4 separate regions of the Homo sapiens genome follow, and regions 2, 3 and 4 are each linked to region 1. The links are chromatin contacts, found by Hi-C in ENCODE. All regions are on one chromosome and are shown on one strand. The core of a region is the stretch at or near the end of the contact, and the rest is flanking DNA. Distances in the headings are between cores, read along the strand shown. Region 1 holds the start of LINC02174 (long intergenic non-protein coding RNA 2174). Region 2 holds the start of CLCN3 (chloride voltage-gated channel 3). Region 3 overlaps LOC105377529 (a long non-coding RNA gene). Region 4 overlaps SH3RF1 (SH3 domain containing ring finger 1).

Region 1 (4,270 bases), core at 1,765-4,264:
CAGTGTTCTTGATAGGGCCACATATATCAGAATATCAAGTAGTGTAATAATAGAGGCTTGCATAGATTCAAAGCCTTAGCAGACACTTTAGTTCCAATAATTTGATAGTCAATTAAAAATAATAATTTACTATTGTGTGAAATATTATAATGGAGACTAGTGCAGGTATCTAAATCATCTCAATTACTGTTCATTATATAATTTAATGCAAGACAGCTGGGCGTAGTGGCAAGTACCTGTAATCCCAGCTACTTGAGAGCCAGAGGTGGGAGGATTGCTTGAGATCAGTAGTTTAAGAGCAACCTGGGCAGCACAACGAGACCCCATCTCTGAAAACAAAAGTAAAAGTGAATTAGCTGGGCATGGTGGAGTGTCTGTAGTCCCAGCTACTCAGGAAGCTGAGGCAGGAGGATTGCTTGAGCCCAGGAGTTTAAGGCTGCAGTGAGCTATAGTCGCACCACTGTGCTCCAGCCTGTGTGAAAGAGCAAGACCTCAAGTATAAATAATAAATAAAAACAATAATAGTAATTTAATGTAAGAAAAATGGTAATTTGTTCTTTACAAGAATGGGAAATTAGGCAAGCATTGACATAAGTCAGTTGATAACATTCTGCTCTGTTGCTTAAACAAAGGAGTTCCAGTGTTGAAAGAGCAGAATGGTAAGAAACATAAGGAAAAACTGGAGATAGTAAAATCTGAGACCTCTAAGAAAATGATAAATTATTCTAAAAATATGTGTTTGTGTAGATTTCATATCTGCATTTAAATGTATTGAACATTTTAGATGTTTATTCTTGAAATTGAAGCTTAAAGATTCTGTGCCATGGTGGTAACAATTTTCCAGGTTTTTCTATAATATTTCTTGTTGTTGCTTTACTAATTTGAAGAAATTCTTTAAAACGGTGACTTGAAACTTCTGTTGCTTCACTCACATGAAGCAAAGACTTTGCGGCAGTCTATCATCTTTTGACTTGCTTATAATGGATATTAATATCCTAAAATTTCTTACATTCATGCAGCCTATCCTGTCATTTTTTTCCTTTATGACAGGTTTCCTGTCTTGCTTAAAAATGACTCATAAATGTTGAGGCTGCTGCTCATATTTTTGTTTCTATATTTAACACATTAATCTCTTTGGAAATCATTCCATATAGTTGATAAGGCAAGCTTTATTTTTCTAAGTGGAAAGCCTATTAAGCAAACATTATTAATTTAAAAAACAATCTTAACCACTGCATTGAAATATCCCTTTAATATATGTTATATTCCCCATATTCTTAGATATGCTCTGAGATCATGTAAATTATCTTTTTAATTTTTTATTTATCCTATAACATAATTTTAATTATAGCAGATTAATATCTTTTTATTATATTGAATCACAAGCTCTTGATCCTAGAATTCTATTATAAAGTTATATTGAAGTATCTCACCTTTATTCTGCCATAAAAACTTACAAAACATTTTAATGCTTTCCAATATGGAATTCTGATTGATTTTGAATTAAATAAAGATTTACAATAAATTTTGCAATGTGGAAAAACAAAAAGTTAAGTTTTAAAATTCTGGAACATTATAAGCCTCTCCATTATTTAACTTAAAACATTATTTTTCATTATTATTTTTTATTTTTGAGACGGAGTCTCAGTCTGTTACCCAGGCTGGAGTGCAGTGGCACCATCTCAGCTCACTACAACCTCCGCCTCTCAGTTTCAAGCAATTCTCCTGCTTCAGCCTCCCTTGAGTAGCTGAGATTACAGGCACCCGCCACCACTCTCCAGCTAATTTTTGTGTTTTTAGTACAGATGGGCTTCCACCATATTGGCCCCAAACTCTTGACCTCAGATGATCCACCCACCTCGATCTCCCAAAGTGCTGGGATTGCAGGCGTGAGCCACCACTCCCGGCAAAACATTTTTAACATAACTCTTTAAAAAGAATGAATTTAGGTATCCAAAAATTAGCTAGGCATGCCAATTTGTGTGAGAAACACATCAGATGTTAATTGTTTGGGATATTTAACATTTGAATAGGAATTAATTGTACTAAATTTTGTGTATCAATTGAAATGTCAGACTTTCATGATGAATGATTAAAACTAAAGGCACAAGTGAAAAGTCAGATTCCAATTCAAATGTGAACATGAATAGAATTCTGCAGGTTTTTATTATATATTTAATACCTAATTGATTAGTTCTCATTTTCTTTGACAGTGAGATTGAATGAATTAAATTATGGTCAATGTTATCAATGAATGCATTCATCTTAACCTTTTTTTAGTCAATTACCACTATAAGCACTATTCTTTTCTCTTTTTTTTCTATATCCAAATTTGAATTAAAAGTGTACAGAGTCAAATGTACTTAGTGTTAAATGGTAGAAAGATAACAAGTATGAAAAAGTATAAATCATAAAAGTAGCAATTATTATAGAATCCAGCACTCTAGTATGTGACATTTAAGCATCTCTCTCAAGACTTCATCATGAACAATTTATAGCCTTAACTACAAATGAAATGTCATAAATAATTGGTCATGTACCTTTGACATTTCATCTCAGATTTGGTGAATCAATTTGTAATCTGGAACATTTGAAGCCAATATCTGGGGTCTGAAATCTCAAGGGTAGTTATTTTTAATTATTTTATGGAATGTATATATTTTGCTCATTTCTTTAAACATAATAAAACAAATCCTTGACTAAAGAAAAAGAACAAAAGTTGTAATAAAGAAAGCTGCCAAACATCCTAAAGGAACTATTAACAATATTAATAATTATAGAGGTCATTTAATTTTTTCTATTAAGTGAATTAAACTTAATATGTCATTTTGTACTTCCGAGGCTTAGGGGGAAAAGCTTTGCATATTCCTGAAGAATTTTCATTACCTATAGAATATTAATTTCCACTTACGGTTCAGTTCCAAGTTACAGTGAGATAGTGCTGTCTCTTCCAAACTTTGGTATCCATTAACTCTCTTTTGTGACTGTCCTTAAATAGGCCAAGTAAACTTAGCTGAAGAAGGAAGCAAAGATATTAACAACGCACCAAAGCATCTTGCTGAGTCAAAGTCCAAGGGGATAAGAAGTCTCAAGTTAGGACTCTGGAAAAATTGGAATCAAGGAACGGATCACTATCAGAATTCCCTTTCCAACTTCCTGCTTTCTATCTCTCCGTTTAACTCACTGTACTTTCATGTAGCCAATCATATTTATTTATTTCCAATACTTGAATCAGAATATGATAGTCAAGAGTGTACATGTTTACATTTCATTACTTAAAAATAGATAACAAGTTGAGTTGAAATTTTAGTAGGATCCAAACTAAGGAACCTTCCTAATCAGACTGAGAAGGATTCTGATTGGCTCAGCTGAAGAATGCTGGCACTTCAACCAATTCATAAGGAAGGAGGCAGCTGTGGGGACATATTTCCCAAAACAATAGTGGAGGTGATTCTCTGAAAATGAGATGGAGGACAAATGAAGCTAGGAACAAAAAATAAGAAAGAGTGGGCAATATATTTTCTTTTCTTTTTCATTCCTTTCCTATTCTAGGAATATACTGTCCTATGATTTAAGATTGTCAATTTTACAAATCCAAGGAGGAACCATTATTAGAGAGGATATATGAAAAGAAAACAAACTAAAACCTCTTTGATATGCCTAAATAATTTTCTGGTAAATTGAGCTGCTTTTCTCTCAAGTTTAAGAAACAGCGTTTAGAGTTACAGAGGGTGGCTGGAAATCAATAGCTCAGAGACCTTGATAAATGAAATCAGGAAAATGAAAACCTCAAAAGGGTCAAAAGTGAACATTCTTGACCTTAAGTGGAAAATACGTCTGTATTTTCTAACCACATCAAATCTGTTCACCTACATATTACTATTTTACCACGTCGTTTATGACCACAAAGCATGCATCCTGGATCTTGCTCCATAATTCATCACTGTCTTGCTAGCTCTTTGATACTTCCTGGTAAGTTTAAATATATATTCAGTCTAGTTTTTCAGTTTTACTCAATGAGAGAGAGTAAGAGGGAGTTTGCAAGAGAACAAGAAAGTGAAAGAGAGAGAGAGAGAGACTGTGTGTGTGCACGCAAAACCACCTTTGCAAAATTATGACAGTAAGAGAAATCTGACATGTTTGGCTCCATCTTATTTCTGACCTCCAAGCTGTTCTCGGTCATTCCTGGGTTTGGCCATGCTAGCTTTGGGAGGAATTTAGTTCATAGTTTAACTTGAAAGCAAGGATGATAATAGTCCCTCCCTAAAAT
Region 2 (3,790 bases), core at 950-3,449, 2.0 Mb before region 1:
ATCAGCATCCTTTCTGTAGTATTTACCACGATGGAATGAGATCAGGCTGAAAGTATTCACATTAGGGCACTTAAAATGTACCAAAGATCTGGCTATGGTGCTTACCCTGTGTTTCCTCCCACCAGTCTGTTGAACAGGAAGTTCAACATCACCAGATTCTCTGACAAAAACACCAGAGGAATTACAGAGAACGTTTTTTCCCAGATGCGATCTATTGTTTTATCACCAAGCAATCACATACCACATTGTTTAAATATATTGCCCCATATGTAACACAGTGTTTCTGACTGAGCACCTTGGATCAACTGGGAAGAGTTAAACACAGGAATGCTTAGGTCCAACATTGAAACAATTAAGACAGGATTTCTGGGAGTGGGACCTAAGCAAGGATATTTTTCTGAAGCTCCCTAGATGGCTCTGATGCAAAGTGAAGATTGAGAACTACTGGTGCGATGATTATGTATGCCAGAGACCATGACTTTAAGTTCTTATAAAGGAATAAGGTAGTACATAATAGGGATAATATTACAAAAAACCAAACGTACAAATAGACTTGTTCTTGCACACTTAAGAGAGATCCTTGGAACAATCCTCCATTAAGAAACTACGACACTACCATGAAATAATTTTTCATCCTTATAGAAAGCAGGTAAGATTGACTAATAGACCACAACTACTGTCTACATTCTCAAAATCCATGTGCCTTTCCAAAATTAGCTACGTAACTACAGTGAGAGAGAAAAAAAAATGTGAGTAAATGTCTTGTGAAAAATTCCACTTGGTTTGGAAAAATTTTTGCCTGCTTTTCCACATTTTCTAAGAAGAATCTAAAGATCTTGGCCAACAGTGTCCCAGGTAAGAGAAAATCGTGCTTGGGTATTTCCATAGTTCTACAAACTCTACCTGGATAAAAGTAATGAAAGAGGTCCTAAGAAGCTTGACCGCACTGTGATCACCACCATGGGCACTATACCAGCTCTGAAGCCCAGAACTGTCTTTGAGAATATTCAATGCTGCCCTAGAAGAAATAGGAGAACAAAACTCACGTGTTCCTAGCCTGCAAAACAGTCGGTGGAGCACGTATATGTAAAAATAGAAAAGGCTGGCAAGACCAGGTCATATTTAATATTCATGAGGCACAAGATATACAACACGCACTTAATATTCATTAATCAGTATATATTCATAATATACTAAATATACAGGAGATATTAAACGTTCACGGGTCTTAATTCTGCCACCCAGTGGAGACACTCAAAAGTGATCTCGCCAAAGAAATGCAAAACCTGTACCTGCCCACCAGGCTATTAGCATGCTACTGCTGTGGCCACCATTCTTTCACTGCATCGCCCTGCCCTGCATCGGAATATAGCACCTTGAACACGGGATCAGGTTTACTGAATTCTGTGACCCACGCTGGGAGCTCAATAAATGTTTGCTAAACGGAAATGAACCCAATTCAGACCGTGTAGAAACCCCAGATTATATCTTTTCTCCAAACATTCAATTTCCAAGCAGTATTTTTGAAAATGCGTGATGGCTAAATTCGAGTTATCCTTTTTGTATGTATGTTAGGCACACAACCGGCGATGACATACAAGGCGAGGTGACACCACTGCACTCCCAGCCCGCACGTCACCTATAAGCACAGGGGGCTTTTGGTGCTGGTTTATTTTTGAAGGCTGGTACTTCTCTTCGATCTAAGTTTTAGGAACCTGTGCTCGTCGACGGCTGCCAATACTTTTTATTTTCAAGGCTGACGCTCGCCAGAGTTTCACAAGCTGCTCCCGGACGCTGTGGTCTCTCGCTAGAGTGGATCCGAACTCTGCGTGACGCTGGGAACGGCCAGCGTCTGTTGCCTCACGAAAACATCTCCCACAAGGTGGCCGCCTCGCGCGAGGTCAGCAGCAGGGCAAACAGGGATGCGTGAGTGACTGACGTGAGCTAATCGCTAATGACAGGCTTCACAGCCCCGGCGGCCCTCAGAGCCAGGCACCTCGCACCCCTCCTCCTCCTCGAGACCCAGTCCCGGCCCGCCCACCGTTCCCACGCCGCCCAATAGGCGCCGACGCTACTCAGCGAGTGGCCGGAGGAGGAGGTGTTGGGACGGCCGGACGCTGAACGGCCGTTCACGTCAACGTAGTGACGTCACGCGTCGACGCTGGGGCGTACCTTTCGGGCTCCTGACTCCTGCCGCTTCTCTTCCCCTTCCGTGGGTCAGGGCCGGTCCGGTCCGGAACCTGCAGCCCCTTTCCCAGTGTTCTAGTTCGCCCGTGACCCGGAATAATGAGCAAGGAGGGTGTGGTGGGTTGAAAGCCATCCTACTTTACTCCCGAGTTAGAGCATGGATTCAGTTTTAGTCTTAAGGGGGAAGTGAGATTGGAGATTTTTATTTTTAATTTTGGGCAGAAGCAGGTTGACTCTAGGGATCTCCAGAGCGAGAGGATTTAACTTCATGTTGCTCCCGTGTTTGAAGGAGGACAATAAAAGTCCCACCGGGCAAAATTTTCGTAACCTCTGCGGTAGAAAACGTCAGGTATCTTTTAAATCGCGATAGTTTTCGCTGTGTCAGGCTTTCTTCGGTGGAGCTCCGAGGGTAGCTAGGTTCTAGGTTTGAAACAGATGCAGAATCCAAAGGCAGCGCAAAAAACAGCCACCGATTTTGCTATGTCTCTGAGCTGCGAGGTGAGTTGCATTGTATGAGCGAAGAGTTGTCAGCTCTCCTGTTCACAGATTTTGGGTCAACTGTGAGGCCACAGCGCTCATCTTGGTTTCTCTTACAATGTACCTACATAATGTTGAAAGGTACATCGTGAATTGGGATGCTAACCCATCCTGATTAGGTATATACCCTCAGACATTCTTTAAAATTTCACACATCTGCTTCAGGAACCGTCGAAGGACCTCTGAATAAAATGGAAGTGGGTTCCAGGAGAAGATTAACTTTAAACTTAGAGGAGTGGGTTTTACTTTCGCTAAATTTTCCCCAATTTAAAAATAATATTCAGTTTTTCTATCTTTAGATATATATGTATGTAAAATATTTTTTGTGTATATATATTTGTGGTTTGATCTTAAACTTGACCAGAAACTGCCTTAGAATCTCAGAAATTGACTTTGCATGTGGTATGCTTTGTTTGTATGGCATTTTAAAACTGCGGAGCATATAGAAGATAATTACATATGCATTGTGCATATTAGAAACTGAGATTTCTGTTTCCTTTAGAAAGAAATTCCTGTTCATGGAATTGAATCAACAGCGACCATACCTTTTACACAGATATATAATTCAAAAGTTCAGTTCTACAAACGTAAACTTTTGGAGCTATGCAGTTCAGTTACTGCAGCATCATTGTGGCTTGTATAATTGTTGAATCTTTCCAGAAATGCTTTTACTTTCATCTTTAAAGAGTTAATTTAGAAGATTTTTTTTTATGAGGTCGGTATGGAAATAACTGCGTCCCTTTGTGAGTCACTACAAAATAATATTTGTTCAGTTCAGGAGTACATATGGGAGTTAAAGTGCTTGTGTATAAATTGTTGACTTTCATCTTAAAAGGTGCTGCTGCTATTCAGTGTCTTGTTCTATAATATGGCTTTAAAAACCATGTGTGTGACCTACAGATATTTTCTCAACTTGAATATGCGTATATGGCCTCTGGTTAATACAGACAGCCACTGTTGGCAGAATTCATCACAGATTGCATACCCTTCCCACCCCTTACTCCCCTCAGCACCTCGAAAACTTTGCTGCTTTACTTGAATGATGAGTCACATTATTTTAAGAAGT
Region 3 (4,270 bases), core at 1,233-3,732, 2.3 Mb before region 1:
TTGCTTTTTTGAGAGATTTCTTTCCCTTGTACTTCCAGACCTCTGTTCACTTCTCAATAGTTACCATACACTTTTTCAGTACATCTGCTATATTTTTAAACTTAAAAAATCATGTTCTTGAGTTCCAGTTTAACGCTGTAATTGAAGCTCCTCAATTGCACTAATTACTTTTTCTGTTCAAGTTGCCATGCCCTTTTTCAGCAGTTCTATTTTGCTGGCAACCGCCATTTCTGGATGCTCTGCTCACTCTTCCCCATTCTGGCTTTGTTGTTCCTTTGCCTATGTTATTCACCTGGGGCCAGGTCTTCAGCAGCAGCTATCTCTTGAGTACAGGAGGCTCCATGGTCTCTGATCCTGTAGACAGACAAGTCCTCAGCTGGAAAATGCTTATCTTATCTTCTCTGCTCCCCAGTTTCCTTAGCTACAAAGGTTAATTTTCTCTTAGTTGTAAAGATACAAAGTCTTTTTTTTTTGTTTAAATTTTAAAAATAATTGAGATGGAGTCTCGCCATGTTGCCCAGGCTGTTCTCAAACTCCTGAACTCAAGCAATCTACCCGCCTCAGCCTCCTAAAGTGCTGGGATTACAGGTGTGAGCCACCAAGCTTGGCCAAAGATACAAAGTCTTATTTCATTCGCCACTCCTTGAGGGCCAGAGAGACCAGCAAGTCCTTCTAGGTATAGTTGTGTCAGCTGTAGGCTGGGTTGCTGGGTAGAATATATTACATGGGACAGACTTACATAAAAAGAATTATTCATTATTGATCTAAAATTCAATTTTTGTTTTGTTTTGTTTTTGAGACAGGGTCTCACTCTGTCACCCAGGCTGGAGTGCTGGAGTGCAATCAGAACTCACAGCAGCCTTGACCTCTTGGGCTCAAGCAATCCCTTATCCTCAGCTCCCTGGAGTAGCTGGGATTATAGGTACGCACCACCATGCCTGGCTAATTTTTGTATTTTTTGTGGAGATGGGGTTTCCCTTTGTCGCCCAGGCTGGTGAAGTTGGAATTTAGCTGTGTGTTCTTTCTCTCTTTTGGGTAAATTTGGCTGCCCTAAGGCCAGGCGTGTTGGCTCATACCTGTAATCCCAGCAATTTGAGAGACTGAGGTGGGCGGATCACTTGAGGTCAGGAATTCAAGACCATCTTGGCCAACATTGTAAAACCCCCGTCTCTACTAAAAATACAAAAATTAGCCGGGCGTGGTGGCAGTTGCCTGTAACCCCAGCTACTTGGGAGGCTGAGGCGTGAGAATCACTTGAACCCTGGAGGCGGAGGATCAGTGAGCCCGAGATCACACCACTGAACTCCAGCCTGGGCAACAGAAAGAGACTGTCTCAAAAAAAAGAAAAAAAAATTGGTCTGCACTGATCAGCTGGGTTGTTCTCCTTCTTGTCTTTTCTCTTGTCTATGGATCCCATGGGCCAAGCTCTCTTCAGTAACCTCAGAGCTCTGACCCTTGCCTCAAGGTACCTCTCAGGCCCCAAGCTCTCTCTGGCCTGAAGGATGCTCCGGCCCAGGTCCAGTACAGGCCCTCTCTGTATTGAATCCCCACAGCACCTAAAACCCTGCATGCCCTTCCTTCTGCCTCCTAGGCTCCATTTGAGAAGGAGTTACAGTTACATGGAGCTGGGAGAGGAAAAGGAGACACAGAGGTGCACGTTAGGTAGCTGTGGTAGAATATGTGAGGAAAATGATTCTTAGAGCCAGCTAACCTATCATTTAAGTAGGAAGACGGGCAAAAATATTTCCAGACCTGAAAACCCTCAGAAATCCTCTTTCTCGAGTATTTTTATGAATAGGTAATGTGAAGATGTCCTCAAGCAAACAAGAGAGTAAAACAAGAAAGAAGAAAATGTGAGCACTAAGAAAAAGTCAATCCCGGCAGGGAGCACAGTGCGGGGCCGTTCCCGAGTATGAGCGGTGCAGCAGGCCTGGAGAGGAGCCAGGTCAACCGGAGCACACGCACAGAACTCCAGAAGGGAGGGGGCCGCAGACGAAACAGCGCACGGGAGGGAACGGAAGAACCTAAGGATGGGATCAAAGAGAGGCAATCTGAGTCCTTCCAGTCAACTTTTATTTGAGATGTGATAGGATCATTCAGGGCCGATCACATCAGGGATCCCACTCAAAATGTACCGTATTTAGGTTCATATCCCCAGGGCCAAGTTGAAATCAAACCAATCTCTGAATAACGATATAGGATATATGTAAAAGGCCAATGAATGCGATACACTCTGCTCAAATTCAGACACCTGAGGTCTCAAAATAACTCATTTCAAAACTTGGATTCCCACTTTTGTCCTGCCTCCATTCATTCTACCTAAAGAAAACCAAACTAAAAAATAGGCTTGTGGTTCCAGTCTAGCTTATAAGAAGTTGCTACTGTTTCCCACCACAAATAAAATGCAGAACAAACTGAAAAATCAACAATTCTATTCTTAGATCCATAAGAGAAGTGAAGTCACAGGGCAAACCGCTGCCCCCATAATGGAGCAACTGAGCGGAAACCCACAAGCTGAAACCTCTCAGGAACCTGTGTTGGGGAAGGGAAACCTGAATTGCAACTGATGAATTGCTGGAGGCTCAGTGTGGACAAGTTTGAGAGATATTAATAAATATTCCAGGGGACTGAGTCCCCCTCCAGGAGCTCAAACAGTTCCTCGCAGTGAATATTGGAGACGAATCCTCTCCTTCTGGCATGGGGAGGAGAAAAGGAACCATTTTGAAATACGCCAGAAAACTGTGTTCTTAACAATGCCTGCCCTCAGGAGAAACTATTTAACCAGAGCCTAACCTGCTGGGGTTTCATCAGACCCTAACTGACCCAGGGAAAATAAATGCCCAACTCCAACCCACTCTAGCCATTCAGTCCACCTGTGCAGGGTGGGAACTGAGACACATCTGTGAAGTTCACAGTCCAGAGGCACAGGCTGCCTAAAGAACAGATACCTAATTGTGAAATTATAGAACACTTCCCCACCCCAACACCATACCACCACATTACTAAAGGCTAATCGACAGCAGTTCCTTTTAACCAGTGCCTCATGTCCAGCTATCAAGAAAAAATTACAAGACATATTGAAAGGCAAAAATGTAGTTTGAAGAGACAGAGAAAGCCTGAGAACCAGCCTAAAATATGTCAGGGATGGTGGAATTATTAGGCTGGAAATTTAAAACAACTATTATTAACATGCTTAGGGCTGTAATGGATAAAGTAGACAGCATGCAAGAACAGATGGGCAATGTAAGCAGAGGGATGGAAATCCCAAGAAAGAACCAAAAATAAATGCTAGAGCTCAAAAGCAGTGTAATCAGAATGAAGAATGTGTCTGATGGCTTATTAGCAGACTGCACACAGCCGAAAAAGAATCTGTAAACTTGAAGATACCTCAGTAGAAACCTCCCAGACTAAAGAGCAAACAGAAAAAGAAGACTGAAAAAAAAAACAAAAAACCAGAACAGAATATCCGAAAAGAGTGGGACATACACAAATGGAAACACCAGAAGGAAAAGAATGAGAGAAAGGAACAGAAGAAATATTTGAATAGCAATGATTGAGAATTTCCCCCAAATTGTCTTCAGTCACCAAACCATAGATTGAAAAAGCTCAGGGAACACAAAACAAGATAAATTCCAAAAGAAAACTCTACCTAGGCATATCATTTTTAGACTAGAAAATCAGAGGTAAAGAAAAAATATCCTAAAAGAAGCCAGAGAGAAAAAACTTTGCCTATAAAGGAGCAAAGATAAGAATTATATGTGACTTCTCAGAAACCATGCAGGCAAGTAGAAAGTGGAATGAAATACTTAGCGTGGATGGAAAAAAACACCACAAACCTAGAATTCTGTGCCCTGTGAAATTATCCTTCAAAAGGTGAGGAGAAATTAAAGCTTTCTCAGACAGACAGAAATTGAGGGAAATTGTTGCCAGTATACATCCTTGGCCAGAAATGTTAAAAGAAGATCTTCAGAGAGAAGAAAAATGATACAGGTCTGAAACTACCATCTACATAAGTAAAGGAAGAGCATCAAGGAAGGAATAAGTAAGGGAAAGAAAATTTTTATTTTTCTTGTTCTTAATTATCTAACAACAGTTTGTTCAACATAATAATAGCAACAATGTATTCAATTATATATACATACAGATTCCAGAGAAATTAAAAGAATAATCAAGCAATACTTTGAATAACTCTGTGTCCACAGATTTGATAACCTAGATGAAATGGGGATAATTCCTTCAAAGATCCAGTCTGCCAAAAGTCATACAACAA
Region 4 (4,400 bases), core at 1,321-3,820, 2.5 Mb before region 1:
TGGGAAGGTAGTCCCAAGGTCCAGACATGGAGGGGAGGGCTATGGCCACAAGTTCAATCCAACATTACCAGTAACGAGGTTGACATTCTCATCTCTATTATTCTGACATTTGGGTCTGTTTCTCCTTGGCTCAGAATTTGGAGTTAGTGGGAAAGGTGTCATTATCGCTTAAAAATGGCAGAAGCTTAGTTGGTTTAATATTATCTGTGCCCCTGCCTCCATGCTCCTTAGCCTTCCTGTGCAGAATTACAGCTTGTAGGAAACGAGAGGGAGGTGACTTGTTTTACACTCTATATCCTTTTATCTTTCTCTATTTTTCCAGCATTATTTGCATTACTCCTCTTCTCAACAAAAGGGGGGAAAAGAATGGTGGTGTATGGTAGCCAACCTCCAAGATGGCCCTAGTGATCCTTGCTTCCTGGTATTCACACTCTTGTGTAGTCTCCTCCTATGATGCACAGGATGACCTGTGTGGCCAATAAAATGTTGCAGAAATGACAGTGGGTGATTTCTGAGGCTAGATCATAAAAGGCATTATGGCTTCCACTTTACTTTCTCTTGGATCGGTCACTCAGGAAAACTGGCTGCCATGTTGTGAGGACACTCAACATCTCTATGGAGAGGAAACACATGGTAAGGCACTGAGGCCTCTTTCCAAAAGCCTAAACTAACCAGAAAAAGTGATGTGAATAAGCCATCTTAGAAGGGGATCCTCCAGCCCCAGTTGAGCATCAGCTCAGGCTGATGTCTTGACTACAATCTCAAGAAATACTCTAAGCCAGAACCAACCAGATGAGCTGTTCCATAATTATGTGACCCACAGAAAGTGTGAAATAATACATGCTTATTATTGTTTTAAGCCACTGACTTTTGGGCGTAACTGGTTACATGGCAACAGATATCTAATAAATACATCTTTCACTGTTTGATGCTAAGTAATGAGTAGTCAGTCATAAAGTTGATTTTGGGTTTCTACTTTCATTTGGTTCTCAAAGTCAGAAAATGAGTGTATAGCCTCGTGGGACCCACTCCTGACTGAAAGTGAAAAATATTATGGCTTCAAAATGATAGGCAGAACAAATTCTATACAACTGTCCCCAAACTTCTGAAACCTATTACAGCCTGCCCCTTTCACCAATTCCCATTCCATATAAACCAAAATCCATTTAAGAAAGACCACAGCAAGAGTCCCAGACTATTACACTAAAAAAACACATCTCTGCAAAAGGTAAGTGGCTGCTTGAACAACCTGAGCTCCTTTGGCACAGGGACCAAATTACTACCCAAGATCTGAAGCAAAAGCACAGCACAGAAGTTGGCTTATCATATCTGAGAAAGGTTCAGCTAATTCAAACATGAATATTCATAGACCACAAGGCTGGGGTTTGATCAAGCATGGAATGAGGAAGGAAGCATGACACAGCGGGAGAAACACTGGCCTAAGGATTGACACAGTCTTTAAGGTCAGTTAGAGCAGCTTAACTTTGGGCCAGTTATCTCAGCTCTCAGTCTGTTTCCTCATCTGTAGAATAGGACTGTAATGAGTTAAACAAGTATGATGCTCTTCGTATGGTGTCTGACAAAGAGTTCAACCTGAAAATATTAGCTCCCATTATGATCATATGGCTTAGACAAGAGTAGGCAGAGGCCTGGCACTTCAAGGAGGTGAAGAATGGGCCAGTCAGTGGCTGGACATCTCTAACTAGGAAACGAACTCAGGCCACAACTCAGGCCTCATTTCCTGAAAATGAGATTTGACAAACTTTAGATCAACACAGTTAGGGTTTTGGAATCCCTTCTTTGATATCTTTATTTTGAGACGGTCTTACTTTGTTGCCCAGGCTGGTGTGCAGTGATGCAATCACAGCTCACTGTAGCCTTGACCTCCCAGGCTTAACTGATCTTCCTACCTCAGCCTTCCGGCTGGGACTACAGGTGTGTGCCACCAAACCTGGTTAATCTTTTTACTTTTTGTAGGGATGGCATCTCACTATATTGCCCAGGCTGGTCTTGAACTCCTTGGCTCAAGCAATCTTCCAGCCTCAGCCCCAGAAAGTGCTGGGATTATAGACATAAGCCGCTATGCCCAGCTCTCTGACACCTTTAAAAGCAAGACAAATAATTTCATCATGAATTTATCTGAAAGAAGGATCCAGATGACATTTCTCAAGTCTAATGTCAACATGCTAAAAATCCATGAAAAAGCAATGATGTAGTTGCCATGTGGGGCAAGTTAAACATTTAAGGCAAAGCTTTATAATTCTGGGAAAAAATGTACAAGTGACTCAAAACATATTCAGAGTAGACTTCTCATGAGATATATTCCCTACTTGTTCTCTGTGAGCTGCCTTAAAGGTGAAATGGAATAAAAATGGTTATTGAAAAACTTGAAGTGAATTAGATTAATATATGCATTTTATAAAATGCACTAAACCAATTTTGTCAAAAAAAAATTTTGAACTAGAACTGCTGCTGGGCTAAGAACATACTCTTCCTGCCAAGTTCCCAGTGGGAGCAAATTTTCATTGCTAAGTTTTATAAACCTCTGGGGGGGCGGGTGGAATGAGAAACTATGTGCATAATGGAAACTGTGACACAGTCTTGATCGTATGAAGACTACCAGGTGCAGGAGTAATAGACTCTACTTAGAAATCTTCCAGCTCAGGTCCTGATCTTGAGCCTTGTGAGGTGGTTTGCAGTTTTCTAATACAGATTTGTAAGGCCAAATACTGGGCATAACTGGCCAACTATTTCAGGCATTGAAAGGCTTTGCCAAGTAGAACATTTACAGACCAACAAACAGATGTAAGGCACAGCTGCAGAGGCCCTTTACATCTGCTGCTCCACCCTCTGCCTCACTCGGATTATGCTTTTCTTTATATGAACAGGGGTTTGGGGAAGTTCTGAACCTCAGGGGTCAATGAATACTCTCCCATGACCTACATGGGACCTGCTGATCTACCTTCAAAATCTGCATCCCATCCACTCCTCTTCATTGTCACTGTCACTATCCTGGTTGATGACTTCATTACCTTCCACCTCGTCAAATATCTTTTTTTTTTAAGACTGAGTTTCGCTCTTGTCACCCAGGCTAGAGTGCAATGGCACGATCTCAGCTCACCACAAACTCCGCCTCCTGGGTTCAAGCAATTTTCCTGCCTCAGCCTCCTGAGTAGCTGGGATTACAGGTGTGTGCCATCATGCCCGACTAATTTTTGTATTTTCAATAGAGACAGGGTTTCAATATATTGGCCAGGCTGGTCTCTAACTCCTGACCTGGTGATCCACCCACCTTGGCCTCCTTCAAGTCTCTTCCTGTCCCCAACCCAGTCTATGCAGAGCTCACATACTAATATTCTTAAGTGGCAACTCTATTTGCAGCTACCCACTGCCAAAAAATCATTAACAGCTTTACAATGCCTGTGAGCAAGGTTAATCCTCAGCCTGGTATGCGAAGCCCTTGGTGATCAGGCCCTAATCTCTTTTTACACAGCTGTAGCTACTACTATCACCACAAAAGTCCCAAACACTCCCCTAAGCCTGAACATGTCCCCTATTCAGGGCCTTTACTTCCCCCACGCCACACCTTGGCTCATGCAGTTCCTTCTAGTGGGAGTCTCCTTTGACGCTATCTCTCCCACCCATACCCTATCACTCTCTCAAAGCCTGGCTCCAGTTCTCCCCTGTGAAATCTCCAGCCCCATGGCTGGAGGCAATTTCATGCTTGACTAAATCGCAGAGGCCTCCATGTATATGTCTTACAGCACTTAGCACAGTCTACAATGTATTATTACCATCTGTGTCCGTCTCGTTTATTCTACCAAACCATAAGCTGCTTGAAGGATGAGATGATGCTAAATTCACTTTATATGCCTCATAGGACTTAGCATAGTACCTTTAATTCTTAATAAGCATGTCAAGTGGCAAAAAGAAAAAGCCTAGTTGTATAGAAAAACTGTTTTTTAAAATGTACAAAGCTCCTTAAAAAGGAATGAAATTCTGACACGTGCTACAACAGGGATGAACCTTGCAAACGTTATGCTAAGTGAAATAAGCTGCATGCACACAGAAGGAAGACTATTGCATGATTCCACTTATGAGATGCCCAGAAGTCACTTACGGGGAGAGAAAGTAGAAGGGTGGTTGCAGGGCCTGGAGGAGGGGGAATGAAGAGTTAGTGCTTAATGAGTACAGATTCAGTTTAGGATGAGAAAAAGTTCTAGAAACGGATAGCAGTGAATGGTTGTATGACAACATGAATGTACTCAATGCCACTGAATTGTACACTTGAAAAAATAGTAAATTTTCATGTATACTTTACCACAATTTAAAAAATAAGATATATGAATGAATAAAATTTTTTGTTTAAAAAAAAGGCAAAAAAAAAAAAAAAAGAAAGG

The links. A loop is a pair of places that touch in the nucleus more often than their neighbours do. Pooled maps may share reads with other maps.
Region 2: a loop to region 1 is called in a pooled map, with 8 times the contacts of the local background. The contact joins the promoter of CLCN3 here to the promoter of LINC02174 in region 1. A Hi-C loop is called at or near these places in 2 of 37 single-sample maps with no recorded cell type and 4 of 50 pooled maps.
Region 3: a map with no recorded cell type shows a loop between it and region 1 (11-fold over the local background). The contact joins the enhancer-like site here to the promoter of LINC02174 in region 1. A Hi-C loop is called at or near these places in 2 of 37 single-sample maps with no recorded cell type and 3 of 50 pooled maps.
Region 4: a map with no recorded cell type shows a loop between it and region 1 (10-fold over the local background). The contact joins the enhancer-like site here to the promoter of LINC02174 in region 1. A Hi-C loop is called at or near these places in 2 of 37 single-sample maps with no recorded cell type and 2 of 50 pooled maps.

Annotation. Positions count from the first base shown.
Region 1 is chr4:171,635,749-171,640,018 of GRCh38, forward strand. LINC02174 (long intergenic non-protein coding RNA 2174) reads right to left here and starts at 3,015. Exons shown (of 5, transcript NR_147157.1): 1 at 2,912-3,015; 2 at 237-329.
Region 2 is chr4:169,618,379-169,622,168 of GRCh38, forward strand. CLCN3 (chloride voltage-gated channel 3) reads left to right here and starts at 2,200. Exons shown (of 13, transcript NM_001829.4): 1 at 2,200-2,685. RefSeq lists enhancers at 1,378-1,447, 2,008-2,057, 2,128-2,357, 2,548-2,657.
Region 3 is chr4:169,291,054-169,295,323 of GRCh38, forward strand. The region is part of intron 2 of LOC105377529 (a long non-coding RNA gene); the gene reads right to left. Among named protein-coding and RNA genes, the nearest start is that of SH3RF1, 22 kb to the left of the region's middle. RefSeq lists enhancers at 2,276-2,345, 2,356-2,475. Within about 2 kb of position 2,483, at least 3 of the 41 ENCODE cell types and tissues checked have a DNase peak (open chromatin) inside an H3K27ac peak, as active enhancers do.
Region 4 is chr4:169,097,297-169,101,696 of GRCh38, forward strand. The region is part of intron 11 of SH3RF1 (SH3 domain containing ring finger 1); the gene reads right to left. Among named protein-coding and RNA genes, the nearest start is that of CBR4-DT, 89 kb to the left of the region's middle. RefSeq lists enhancers at 1,042-1,161, 1,282-1,341, 1,622-1,741. Within about 2 kb of position 2,571, at least 10 of the 41 ENCODE cell types and tissues checked have a DNase peak (open chromatin) inside an H3K27ac peak, as active enhancers do.